2 separate regions of the Homo sapiens genome follow, and region 1 is linked to region 2. A link is a contact called in ENCODE Hi-C or POLR2A ChIA-PET data. All regions are on one chromosome and are shown on one strand. Each heading gives the region's core, a stretch centred on a gene start or an enhancer-like site at or near the end of the contact. The rest is flanking DNA. Distances are from core to core; before and after follow the strand shown. Region 1 has its middle 29 kb from the start of SLAMF1. Region 2 overlaps SLAMF1 (signaling lymphocytic activation molecule family member 1).

The links. A loop is a pair of places that touch in the nucleus more often than their neighbours do. ChIA-PET counts read pairs that join two places held with the same protein, here RNA polymerase II (POLR2A). Pooled maps may share reads with other maps.
Region 1: a loop to region 2 is called in a map of OCI-LY7, with 3 times the contacts of the local background. The contact joins two enhancer-like sites. A Hi-C loop is called at or near these places in 17 of 168 maps with a recorded cell type or tissue (A673, B cell, CD4-positive, alpha-beta T cell and 11 more), 6 of 37 single-sample maps with no recorded cell type and 14 of 50 pooled maps. POLR2A ChIA-PET finds 5 or more read pairs at or near these places in 15 of 52 experiments (CD4-positive, alpha-beta T cell, CD4-positive, alpha-beta memory T cell, CD8-positive, alpha-beta T cell and 11 more).

What each region holds. Positions count from the first base shown.
Region 1 is chr1:160,672,772-160,678,686 of GRCh38, reverse strand. No RefSeq gene overlaps it. Among named protein-coding and RNA genes, the nearest start is that of SLAMF1, 29 kb to the right of the region's middle. RefSeq lists a silencer at 3,889-3,998 and enhancers at 3,849-4,465, 5,655-5,714. Within about 2 kb of position 2,911, at least 6 of the 41 ENCODE cell types and tissues checked have a DNase peak (open chromatin) inside an H3K27ac peak, as active enhancers do; they include B cell, OCI-LY7 and spleen, where a contact is called at or near this core.
Region 2 is chr1:160,605,372-160,611,507 of GRCh38, reverse strand. It overlaps SLAMF1 (signaling lymphocytic activation molecule family member 1), which reads left to right. Exons shown (of 7, transcript NM_003037.5): 7 at 710-3,402. The coding sequence ends at 760. Among named protein-coding and RNA genes, the nearest start is that of CD84, 29 kb to the right of the region's middle. Within about 2 kb of position 4,252, at least 5 of the 41 ENCODE cell types and tissues checked have a DNase peak (open chromatin) inside an H3K27ac peak, as active enhancers do; they include B cell, OCI-LY7 and spleen, where a contact is called at or near this core.

The sequences.
Region 1 (5,915 bases), core at 1,662-4,161, 69 kb before region 2:
GAATCTGGAGACACAGAGGGGAGAGCCTGGAGCCACCGGCTCCTGTGTGTCAACACAGCTGAGGAGCCAATTTGTGCTACTTCTGACCCTTATTCCAACATCCATGCTAAGCTTCCTGGGGCTCCAGCTCCCCTGCCAAGCCTTTGCCTCCTTCCCAGTGGCTTGCCTTGCTCTGACCCCTCTGAGGACCACTCTCCTTAAGTCTGCTGCAAACATAGGTTCAGGCTTGCTCTCGCAGAAGGAAGGATGCAGCTCTATCTCATAAGAAGCCTTCCTGCCCCACAAGCCTCGCATAGGGAGCTGAATTCTCTCTCCTCTTTTCCATTGACTGTGTGGGCAAGTCTTCAACTCCTAGTCGTTTCACTGGATCCAAAAAAACCATCAGATCGACACAGTGTTCTCACCAGAGTTGTCCACTATATGCAGGTAGGCGCCCCCAGGCCCACCACTGACATAACACCTGGGATTTTTGCTTAATGTCCCCTCCTCTAAGTCTCCTCATGTGCCTGGAGCTGAAAGGGTCACTACAGAATGCACTTCCCCTTCAGAAAACTGCCCACCACAGACTGCTTGCCTTTCAAACCAGACCAGCCTCCCCCATCTCCCTCGTGGCCCTTCCCTCCTCACCCCATCTCCTCGGTGACAGATACAGTGCTATGTGTTTGCCAAACCTTCTCATTTTCCCCTGGGTGAGTGAAAAAACTCTTTTTCCCAGCTACTTTTGTGTTTAGCTGGAGCCATGTGATGAAATCTGTCCAATAGAAAGTGGGCGGCATGGATGTGGCAGGAGTGAAGGACTTCGGAAGTCTGGCTATATGATGCAAGGAACTGCATCGGAGCCATTGTTTGGAAGGCAGCTGCCTGCCCTACATTGCACAAGCATGATAAGAAAGGTAGGGTTTTGTCTTTTCCACAAGACAGCCTGGGCTTCCGAAGAAACCCCCCACCCTGAGCCCAGCCTGTAGTCCCATCCAAAATCACCTCTGAGCAGCCTGCATCCCCATCCAAACTCACTTCTGAGCAGTCTGCATCCCATCCGAACTCACCCCTGAGCAGCCTGCATCCCTATCCAAACTCACCTCTGAGCAGCCTGCATCCCCATCTGAACTCACCTCTGAGCAGCCTGCATCCCCATCTGAACTCACCCCTAAGCAGCCTGCATCCCCATCCGAACTCACCTCTGAGCAGCCTGCATCCCCATCTGAACTCACCCCTAAGCAGCCTGCATCCCCATCCAAACTCACCCCCGAGCAGCCTGCATCCCATCCAAACTCACCTCTGAGCAGCCTGCATCCCCATCTGAACTCATCTCTGAGCAGCCTGCAGTTCCATCCAAACTCACCTCTGAGTATCCTGCATCCTACAGGTGGACCATTTCCATCCCCTTTCTGTAAGCAGCACCCTTTTCCTTCCCCTCACTTTTCTCAGTGGAAGAAGAGGGTTTTGGGGGGAATTTCACGCGCACACACACACACACACACACACACACATATACACACACGCGCGAGCGCGAATGGGATAAACAAGCAGTAAGAAGGAAACAAATGCCACTTTCTGTCACAAATAAGCACATTCCTCAGCTGCTGAGGAACCAGCGTGCCTCTGCGGACATTGTATTTGTATTATTTCCAGTTACTGGAAACCTGAGGTAAATCTCACCTTAGACGGCTCAGGTCACAGACACCAACGGTTCCCTGCTCCTCCCATCCCTCAAGGCAGTGCCAGATACATAATTTGTGGGGCTCAGTGCAAAATGAAAATGTTGGCTCCCCTTGCTCAAAAAGCAAGGAAAATGTGCCAATAAAAGTACTGAAATATTAAGCCTTTTCTTTTCTTCCACAGTCTCTCTACTTGAGATGGTATTTTTTTATTTGCTTGCTATTTAATGCTGTTCTAAGTAAAGGCAAATTAAAAACTTAAATTATCATGAATTTTACTTTCTATATTTTAAAACATTAGTTTTAAATGAAAATAGAATATTTAATTCATATTTGGGATCATTGCAATTACTCAATTTCTATTTCGTGGCTCATGCATGCATATATATTTTGTTCTTATTGGAAGTGTGAAAACGCTGCGAAAACCCAACTTAACTTTTTTATTTTACTTCTTGTTGCATACACATTCTCCCAACACTCTGTGAAAGCCAGTGGCTCCCATAACGTGACCACTTTGCACTTACTTTGAGTTTCACTGAACTCCCACATATTTTGGGTAGGTCCGCTGGAGTGCTGTGCTCATGGGATATGAAAAAGGGTAACAAGGAATGGTGGCAGACATGCAGATTACATGTATCTTCCCTTCTCACCTGCATGCTTAAGCAGAAGCTGAAAGAGAAAATTATCAAGAATTTCCAGATAGTGTCAGCAGCAGCAGAGCACTAACCCAGGTTCAAGGCCCTTCTGACCTGGGGCCCCGTGTCACTGTACAGGTCACAAGCCCGTGAAGCCAAATTTACCTCAAGGACAACTAATATCTTACACCAAGACAACGGCCTTCTCTGGAAGTCACAAGGCCTGGTTCTTATGTTCCCCAGCCCCTCATATCTGTCTATGCATCAAAAGTTAGTAGAAGCTGGGCGCAATGGCATACACTGTAGTCCCAGCTACTCCCAGGGCTGAGGTAGGAAGATCACTTGAGGCCAGGAGGTGGAGGTTGCAGTGTGCTGTGATCATACCTGGGAAAAGCCACTGCCAGTCCTGCCTGGGAAACAAAGCAAGACCCTGTATCCTCAAAAAAAAAATAAATAAATAAAGGTTAGTGTGTTCCCTTATCAGTATACACAAGCCCATTTGTCTTTGTGCAAAGAGGATACTCCAGAATTAGCCTCAATTTCCAGTCATGAGTATACTCTTGTGAACTGAGGTGTCAGGATAAGTTGCTTCCCCTTGGCCTTCAGGCGGCTCAGGCAAGCTCCTGCACTGCCCTCTGCTGGCTCCAGCGCAGCAAGTTTAAGTAAAACTTAAAGCCTTGGATTAGGTCAGTGCTTCTCAAACTCTAACTTGCCAGCAAATCACCTGGGGATCTTGTGAAAATGCAGACTTTGAATCAGTAGGTCTGGGGTGGGAACCAGCTTGTCTCAACAGCCAGCATGAGGTTACACATGGAAGGTTGGCAAGGCCAGGAGCTCCTGTGGACTAAGAGAAAGTAACCCTCATATCTGGCTTTGCACAAATAAGCAGCTTGGATTGGGCCCTTGTGTTGGGACCAGGTAGGGGTACATATAAATAGACCTGGCCCCTCAGATCAGTGAGTTCATTCATTTACCACCTATATTTACCAAGTGCTTACCTATGCTAGGGGTCCCATGCTGGAAGCCACTTAGTAAGAACAAACACTGACTACCACGTATGCCCTAGGCTCTGTGCTGAGCTCATTACCTGAAAGGCTTTCTTTTTTTTTGAGGAGTGTTGCTCTGTCACCCAGGCTGGAGTGCAGTGGCGCGATCTCGGCTCACTGCAAGCTCCGCCTCCCAGGTTCATGCCATTCTCCTGCCTCACCCTCCCGAGTAACTGGGACTACAGGCGCCTGCCACCACGCCCAGCTAAATTTTTTGGCATTTTTTTAGTAGAGACAGGGTTTCACCGTGTTAGCCAGGATGGTCTCGATCTCCTGACCTCATGATCCGCCCATCTCGGCCTCCCAAAGTGCTGGGATTACAAGCGTGAGCCACTGTGCCCGGCCATGGCTTTCTTTAAGGAACAGGGCTGTGGGTTGTTTAGAGTGGAAGTGTTTCCAAAAGTCTTCATTGAGGATTTGGACTTTAAATGGTTTTTGGCCATTTAAAGGATTTGGCCAGGATAATTTTACACAACTGTTGGTATGATCAAAGCAGCCTTAGAAAGGTTCCATCTCTCATTGTCCCTTCTTGTCCAGGAATAAAAAGATCAAGCTCCTCCACAGTGTTCTTGGGCTATCTTCAAGTGCGTTTGTTAAAGTGGCAGCTCCTGCACCTGGAGAGTGTGCTCTCTCTTCCCCACAATTCTTTCTACTCCTCCTCCCCCATCTCTAACCTCCTTAGAAGACTGCATGGTGGGGCAGAGGATGGATTTAGCTCAGAGCCACCTGCACCAGCTGGCAAATGCTAACCACAGGCTCTATTCTCTTTCGCCAGCTGCTCTGCCCAGCCCTTTGCCCCAGTTGGGTGAGTGAGAGCCCACTCCTTTTGCCTGGTCCCCTCCCCCAACTCCAGCCTGCCTGTCTTTCCTCCTCTCTCCTCCACCATCTTCTCCTCCTACAAATTTTTGTCACCATCATGTTCTATTCCCATCATCTTTCCATCTCTCATTTTTCTGTTCCTCTGTCTCATCCCATCCTGCTGATTATTTTTTTTCATAACTCCCACTTTTCACCCAGACCTCACCATGCCAATTCTGCCTCTGATGTTCCAGCTGCCCATGAGGGTCTGCACATCCCCTGACAGGCAGTGCCTTGGTTTGTTTCCTTCCTCCTTTACTGACATAGGAAACACAGTCCCCTCAACAAGTGTCTCCTATCCCTGTGACTAACTTGGTCAGAGACTCCTAAGGAGCCGACAACGCAGCAAACACATTGGTTGGTTCCCTCAACAGATATTTGCAATAGGATTTCCAAAGGCACTTTTCCTAATGCCTCATATTTAGAGCTAGGACAAAAAGACTTCACATTCTAGAAAGCTGCAAATAAATTGGGGCAGCACCACCTCTAGGGCTTAGGAAGGGGTGACTGAACTGGTTCTACTACCCCAGTGTTATTCACCCCCACTCTATATAAACAGAGGACTAGGGAGAGAAGAGAGAAAGAGGATCATCAGGATCAAAAGTGTTGGAGTTTGGGGAGTCCTGCAGCTTTCCCCTTCCCTTCCTATGGGTAAGGTTCTCCACCCATAGTGCCACATGAAAGAGACCTCCAAGAGTGCCACATGAGAGGTTCAAGGTATGCAAAAGAAAGGGAGACTAAAGTCTGAATTCTCGGTTGGGTAGTGGATCTGTTGATTTTCTTCATGGTAGAAACATGACATTGCAGCAAGATCGGGAGCAGCCTGCATACTCACTGTTTGGCATGGCAAAGATGTAGTAGTTTCCACAGTGGATGCTGCAGGCATAGTCAGGCTTCACTTGTCTTGCCACCCTGGCCACCAGGTAAGCAGATCTCCAGCAGCAAGAGGTTTTATTGATACATCATTGGTGGGAGCTGAGTGGGAGGAGGGCCGGAAGAGGCCAAGCCAGAGATCTCCCACATCAGCACACTACTCAGTGGAGAGTTCCCCACCCCCACCCTGAAAGCCGTTACACCTGTGCTCTACAAAAAACAGAGACAACCACCAGCAGCCAGGTAACTAAGACATAATTTGGTCCTCTCCTCCTGGCCCTATATGATTTGAGAATCTGGAACTAGATGAGGTAAAATAGAAGGGGAAAGATCAGACCACACCCTCTTCCCTATTACAGATTTTTAGATCATGAGACAAGCTTGGGCTGAAGTGACAGGAACAAGTAAAAGGGGAGTTTTACATCTGAGCCGTACTGTTAAGTTACTGGAAGTGATAGAAACGAAAGTGAATGATTTTCCCAAAACCTCCTTAAGTGATAGGAGGCAGATTTGACACAGTCCTCATGTGAATGGGGGAAAATAGTTCTTTGATGTTAGCTCCCAACATACCAAGTTCAGACTGTTCAAAAAACAGTTAGATGTATTCATTGAGCAGCTGCTATGAGTCAAACACCTTTCCAAATTTAACACTGAGAATGGCAGGGATAGTTCTTGTCTTCCTACATGTTTCGTTCTGGTCTGGAAGATAGTCATAAGGGAAATTAGTAATTTAATCCCAATGATGTCAATGGCTGCATGTGTCAAATATGACAATTGCTAGATGGAAGAACTATTTCAGACTGAGATAAGTCAGGAAGATTGAATCTTCTTTTGAGGGTCAGATT
Region 2 (6,136 bases), core at 3,003-5,502:
ACACTCATCCAGAAATGCCTGGGCAGGTGCCCTATATTTCAAGATGAAACCAATCTTCAACTTGAGGTCCATTCTCACTTCACTGTCATATCTAAGAAGGAAGTAAAAATATAAACCTGACTTCAAAGCTTCAAAAAAATACATAGATTTTTAATGAAGTTTACTTAAGGACAAAAACAGTATGCTATAGTTAACATTTTATGGCAAAACCCTTAAATTCTATTTTCTTTGTTTCTTTGACATGAGAGATCTTTGCGCATAACCCTCTTCTCCCCTTCCTCTCTCCTGCCAATACCACTTTTCTCTTCTCCCTTTGAGTCCCACTAGACTTTTTAAAAACTCAATAATTTACAACTCTCTTGGCTTCCCAGATTGTGACCCATATGTAACAGCAAAACAAATGGTTTTCCTTACAAGGGGATGGAAGGGGAGAGGGCAAAGAGGGAGACAGGGCACTGAGTGCTGGTCCTCAGATCATGCTCCCCATAATAGCATGCTTATGCTTGGAAGGGAGCTGTGGCCCTTGTTGCAGGTGGAGAAGCAGTGTGGGAACCCAAGTGCTGTCCCAGCAAGGCCCTGTCTGTGACAGACCCTGCACAAGCCATGATCTCTAAGACCCTTTCCTTTTCCTCAGCAGTGCTGTTTTCATTTGCATTCTGTGAAGTGAGTATCCAGTCCCTCTACTCACAGACTTCTGCTTTGTCCCCAGGAAACAAATTCCATCACAGTCTATGCTAGTGTGACACTTCCAGAGAGCTGACACCAGAGACCAACAAAGGGACTTTCTGAAGGAAAATGGAAAAACCAAAATGAACACTGAACTTGGCCACAGGCCCCAAGTTTCCTCTGGCAGACATGCTGCACGTCTGTACCCTTCTCAGATCAACTCCCTGGTGATGTTTCTTCCACATACATCTGTGAAATGAACAAGGAAGTGAGGCTTCCCAAGAATTTAGCTTGCTGTGCAGTGGCTGCAGGCGCAGAACAGAGCGTTACTTGATAACAGCGTTCCATCTTTGTGTTGTAGCAGATGAAATGGACAGTAATGTGAGTTCAGACTTTGGGCATCTTGCTCTTGGCTGGAACTGGATAATAAAAATCAGACTGAAAGCCAGGACATCTGAGTACCTATCTCACACACTGGACCACCAGTCACAAAGTCTGGAAAAGTTTACATTTTGGCTATCTTTACTTTGTTCTGGGAGCTGATCATGATAACCTGCAGACCTGATCAAGCCTCTGTGCCTCAGTTTCTCTCTCAGGATAAAGAGTGAATAGAGGCTGAAGGGTGAATTTCTTATTATACATAAAACACTCTGATATTATTGTATAAAGGAAGCTAAGAATATTATTTTATTTGCAAAACCCAGAAGCTAAAAAGTCAATAAACAGAAAGAATGATTTTGAGATCTCTGAGTTTTGAACAGTGGACTGGAAACCATGTAAGAGCCTTAAAAGTACAGTTCTGTGCAAATGGCATTCAGTTTTAAAGAAAAACGTAGCAAATGTTTGATGGTGCTGTTACAAAGGAGCTTGGAATACTCAGAGGAACTTGTCCCATGGTGATTTTTCACTTCTCAAAATGATGTTTAAATCCCAGTTCTCTGTTGATTCCCTTGAACAACAAACCTGGAACCTCAGCTAAGACTCTCTGTGACCAGATTCTGAACCTCTTATATCCAGGGCTTCAAGGGGTATTGCAGGTCAAGGTCTTTCCTAGGCACTTTCTACTCCCTGCATACCTCTCCTCACACTAAATTTATCCTCTAGTAGAAAATTAAGTTATTTTGGTCTAACAGCTTCAAATCTTTGAATGCTCAATAACTTATTTTGCAAGCTGCAGGCAGAAAGAGACTTTTTAAGTAAAGTCCTTTGTTTTTTCCTATTCTCTGCTTTTAGACAGGCTGTCCTCAATTTAAGCCCTGCTTTTTCTTATTGTTTCTTATATAAACTTGGTAAGTACTGTAAGAAACAGCCACTATCATACCATTGCATAATAAGGAGCACCAACTTCCCAGCTCAAAACTCAGGTCCTTATTGCCTTGTATCTTACCTCCTCTATGAGGTCAATTCACATTGTAAGCCTGTTGCTTAGTGCATCTCGTTTCCTGGTACCAGCTTCTTTAATAGAGTTCTTAGTTGCAATCAACAGAAGCTGGCTTTGGCTTTTTTATGTAGAAAAGGAACCTATTGAAAAGATACTGATTGGTTCCAATAACTGCTAGAAGTTTCTGCAAAACCATGCTTTGAAAGTGAGCAGGAAAAGAAGAGACTAGGCTGTGGCTGGGAGCACAGCCAAAATTACAAAACCAGCCCAGGGATGATGATCCTGTTCATGCACAGCCACTGTCCCCAGCACTAGGCACAGACTCTACCACTGCCTCACTGTCTCTGCTGGACTTGGAAACTTGATATTACTGTTACTGCTGCACTGTCTGCCATGAAAATGAATTCTCCAGGGTCCCTTCTTCATCCTTTCATCTCTAGCTTATAATTCAAAGTCTGGGATTGAGTGGCCAATCCTAGGTCACATGTCCATGTCCTATCTCCAAGGGGGGCTGGGAATTGAATATCTGGCATTTTCCACTTTCACTTCTTATGAATTAAGGAATTCTACAAATAATAGAAGTGGGATTCAGGTGGTAGGCAGACAAAAAAGCCTCACAATTATCCACTACGCCACCCTTGTATAACCTTACCCTCATTCACTGTCTACTCTCAAAACTGTGGAGCTACTAATGAAGATTTGTAAACCCGGGCTTATGAGCACCCATTCCTTTACTACAACTCAGATTGCTCTAGAAGCTCAGTTCCCAGCACTTGGATTTTTCCAGTAGCTGAATTCTACCTGAAGGAAGGGCAGAAACAAAGGGTGAAGAAGAGGCTATCACTTCCAAGTATCCTGCACCCCTGGGCTCAAGACCTCACTGGGGAGGGAGTCTTTTGGGCCACCCACCAAACAGCACTGGCATTATGCCTCTCACCCTAGACCATGGTTACACGTGGTAAAACAACCCCTTCTGGTGATACATTCACAACTCTCTAGTTTCCCCCAAATGGCACTATGGGGAGCGGGAGCTTGCCTTTTCCTCAGACTTAAAACAATAAGTTTTCCCCGTGTTTCCCCTCTAATGCTGTTTTCTTTTGACCAAGCATGTCTGAATTCTAGAGAAGTCAGGAGGAACACACCCATTCTCGGTTTGAAGGGACTGATGTTCTGAAGTACAACTGGGCACAGTCCCAGGCTCTTCAGGACGCTTCCTCCATTCACACAGCGGGGATGTGATTGTTACAGCGGGTGGTGTGTGCTGGCTGAGAAGCCACTGTGAATTGATTCTTCTTCTGAAGTTTATGTTTCTACTTTTTGGAAATGAATAAATTACAGCCAGTCCATCAAGGAAATTGCAATTTTGTCTTGTGTTTCCTAAAGGATTTATAACACAGTAATATGGCATGATGTGTTTCCTGGCCTTATGTCTCCATGCCATAGTTATGAAATGCTGAAGGAGGCAGATTTGATCAGATAGGATGTGAGGTTGTCCCTTTCCTGGAGGTGGACAAGGGTTAGCTTGGCATCCCCTTCACCAAAGGTCAGGAACCACCCTCCACATGGAGAACTGTGTTGAAAGGATTGTTTAATTTTTGTCACTGCCAGAGTAATTCCCTTCCCTGAACTCTGCCAAATTCCCCTTGTGGACAAAATCTAGAGCAGGGTTTCTCAACTGCCACACTATTGACATTTGGGGCTGGATAATTTTTTTGTCATGGGGCTGTCCTGTGCACTGTAGGGTGTTTAACAGCATCCCTGGCCTCGGCCCACTGGGTGTATGGCACATGCCCTGTCCTTGATTGTGACAATCAAGTGTCTCCAAACACTACCAAATGTCCCCTGCTTGGCAAAATCTCCCCCAGTTGAGAACCACTGATCTAGAGATATGCTGGCCCCCTGGTGAGCTCTGAGAAAACTAAATACGCTTCTATATACCAAGAAGTAGATCTGTCAAAGGTGGCCACCTGGTCACTTAAGCATGGCCCAAACCTGCCAGTGACACCCAAGTTTACCTAAATATTAGAATTACCCGGGAAACTTTTTAAAAAATAATGATGACCAAATCTAACCTGAAACCAAAATGAGATCTGGGTTGAGATTTATAGAACTACTTATACCACAGAAAGGATTTCGTGATGAGTTTCACACACCAGCCACAAGAGGGTGATATAGCAACACAATCCACCCAACCTTAGCATCCCCACCACTTCCTTGTATCTAAAGGATGTGGACTTAGTCACAGACTGGATGAAACTGTGTCTGGTTTCTCAGCTCTTACAGGCTGAAAGGAGATAAGGAGGCTAATGTGGATTGATGAAAGGCTCTAAAAGGTTAAGTGTACTAAGTTTATTTCACAGAAGACTTCTAGTTCTACTCAATGCTTCACTCATTCAACAAAGTTATTAAGTTCCTACTAAGTGTTTGGCTTGTCATCCAGCAGGAGATACAAAGAACACAGGCAATTGAAGTATTATAACAGGTAGATCACTATGTGATCTACTGAGAACCATTGGAAAATAAAAGAAGATGCTATTAATAATTACCCTGGGGCAGGGGATGGCAGCTAGGAGGCAGGACTAACTTGCAACTCTCACTCAGATGTGTGGAGACTCACATCATGAACTTTTGTTCCAAGAACCGCTGCAGGAACATACCAGGAAAACTGAAAGAATTCACCAGCCCTTTGAAAGAAGTGGCTTGCCACTGCAAACTCTGTGAAATAGCTGAAAAACTGTGAGTGCCTAAAGTGTGAGAGGGGGAAAGTCTACCTCTGAACACACATCTTCACTGGGGAAACCTGAAAATCCAAATAACAGGAGAAGAATTTAACTTTACCTAGAGCTGAAATGAATTTAGAGAGCCAAGCAAAATACAAAAGTAGAAGAAGCAGTGGGAAGAGCCCTACAGGCACTCCTGGTCCCCCAGGAAGTCCAGGGAAGTCATTTCTGACTTTATCTCACAGGGTTCCTTGGGGAGGGCTGCCAGTGGGATTGGGGAAGGGCCACAGGGAGAAGGAAACTTCCAGCTGAACTTTGTAATAATTTTGACTGAGTACGAATTGTCCTGGTCAGGATCTGTGGAGATGAATAGAAAGTGCAGATATGAGCACAGAAGCCACAGCAGGCAGGGAGGGGTGAGGCCTGAAAGCCCTGCTTGCCTTCTCAGCAGAGAGGCTAGTATCCCAGGGCAACATCCCAGCCCTGCATACCAGAGGCTTGGATATAAATTTGGCTCTTTGGGGAGCATGGCAGGAGTGAGACTGGCCTTGCTGGCTGTGTGGGAGTGGGGAGAGGCCTGTCACCACTGGCTTTCCCCCACTTCCCTGGCTACCTGTACAAAGCAGCAGAGGCAGCCATAATCCCCCTGGGAACATAACTCCATTGGCCTGAGAACCACACCCCCATACCGCACAGTTGCCACAGCAAGCCCTGTCCAAGGATAGTCTGAGCTCAGACATGCTCAACTCTGCCCCCACCTGATGGTCTTTTTCTGCCAGCCCTGGTAGCTGAAGACAAAAGACATAATCTTGTGGGAGCCCTATGGCCCTCCCATCACCTGAGAAACCCAAATACTTATCCAGGTGACCTTAGGGCAAGCTTGTATTCCCCCGTACTGCTGCAGCTGATGCTCTCTTGAAATCGCCACCTTCTGGCTGGAGGCCAATCAAGTCAAGCCATTATAGCAACTCATAACAAAATAGCCCTGCTCCAAGGAAGGAGAAAACAACAGCTAATTCCACCACTTGTAACGTCCTGGCTAACCAGAGGTCCTGAGTCTGTCCATGTGACAACTTCACTGTTAGCATAACCAGCATTTGAGAAAACCTGTGCACTAAACAAAACTACAACCAAGGACTCTCACAGAATCCACTTCACTGCCCTGCTACCTTCACTGGAGTAGGTGCTCGTATCCGTGGTTGAGAGACCTGAAAATAGATCACAACACAGGACTCTTTGCAGACACTCCCCAGTACCAGCCTGGAGCCTGGTAGGTCCACTAGGTGGCTAGACCCAGAAAAGCAATAACAATCACTGCAGTTCAGCTCTTGGGAAGCCCCATCTGTAGGGGAAAGGGGAGAGCACCACA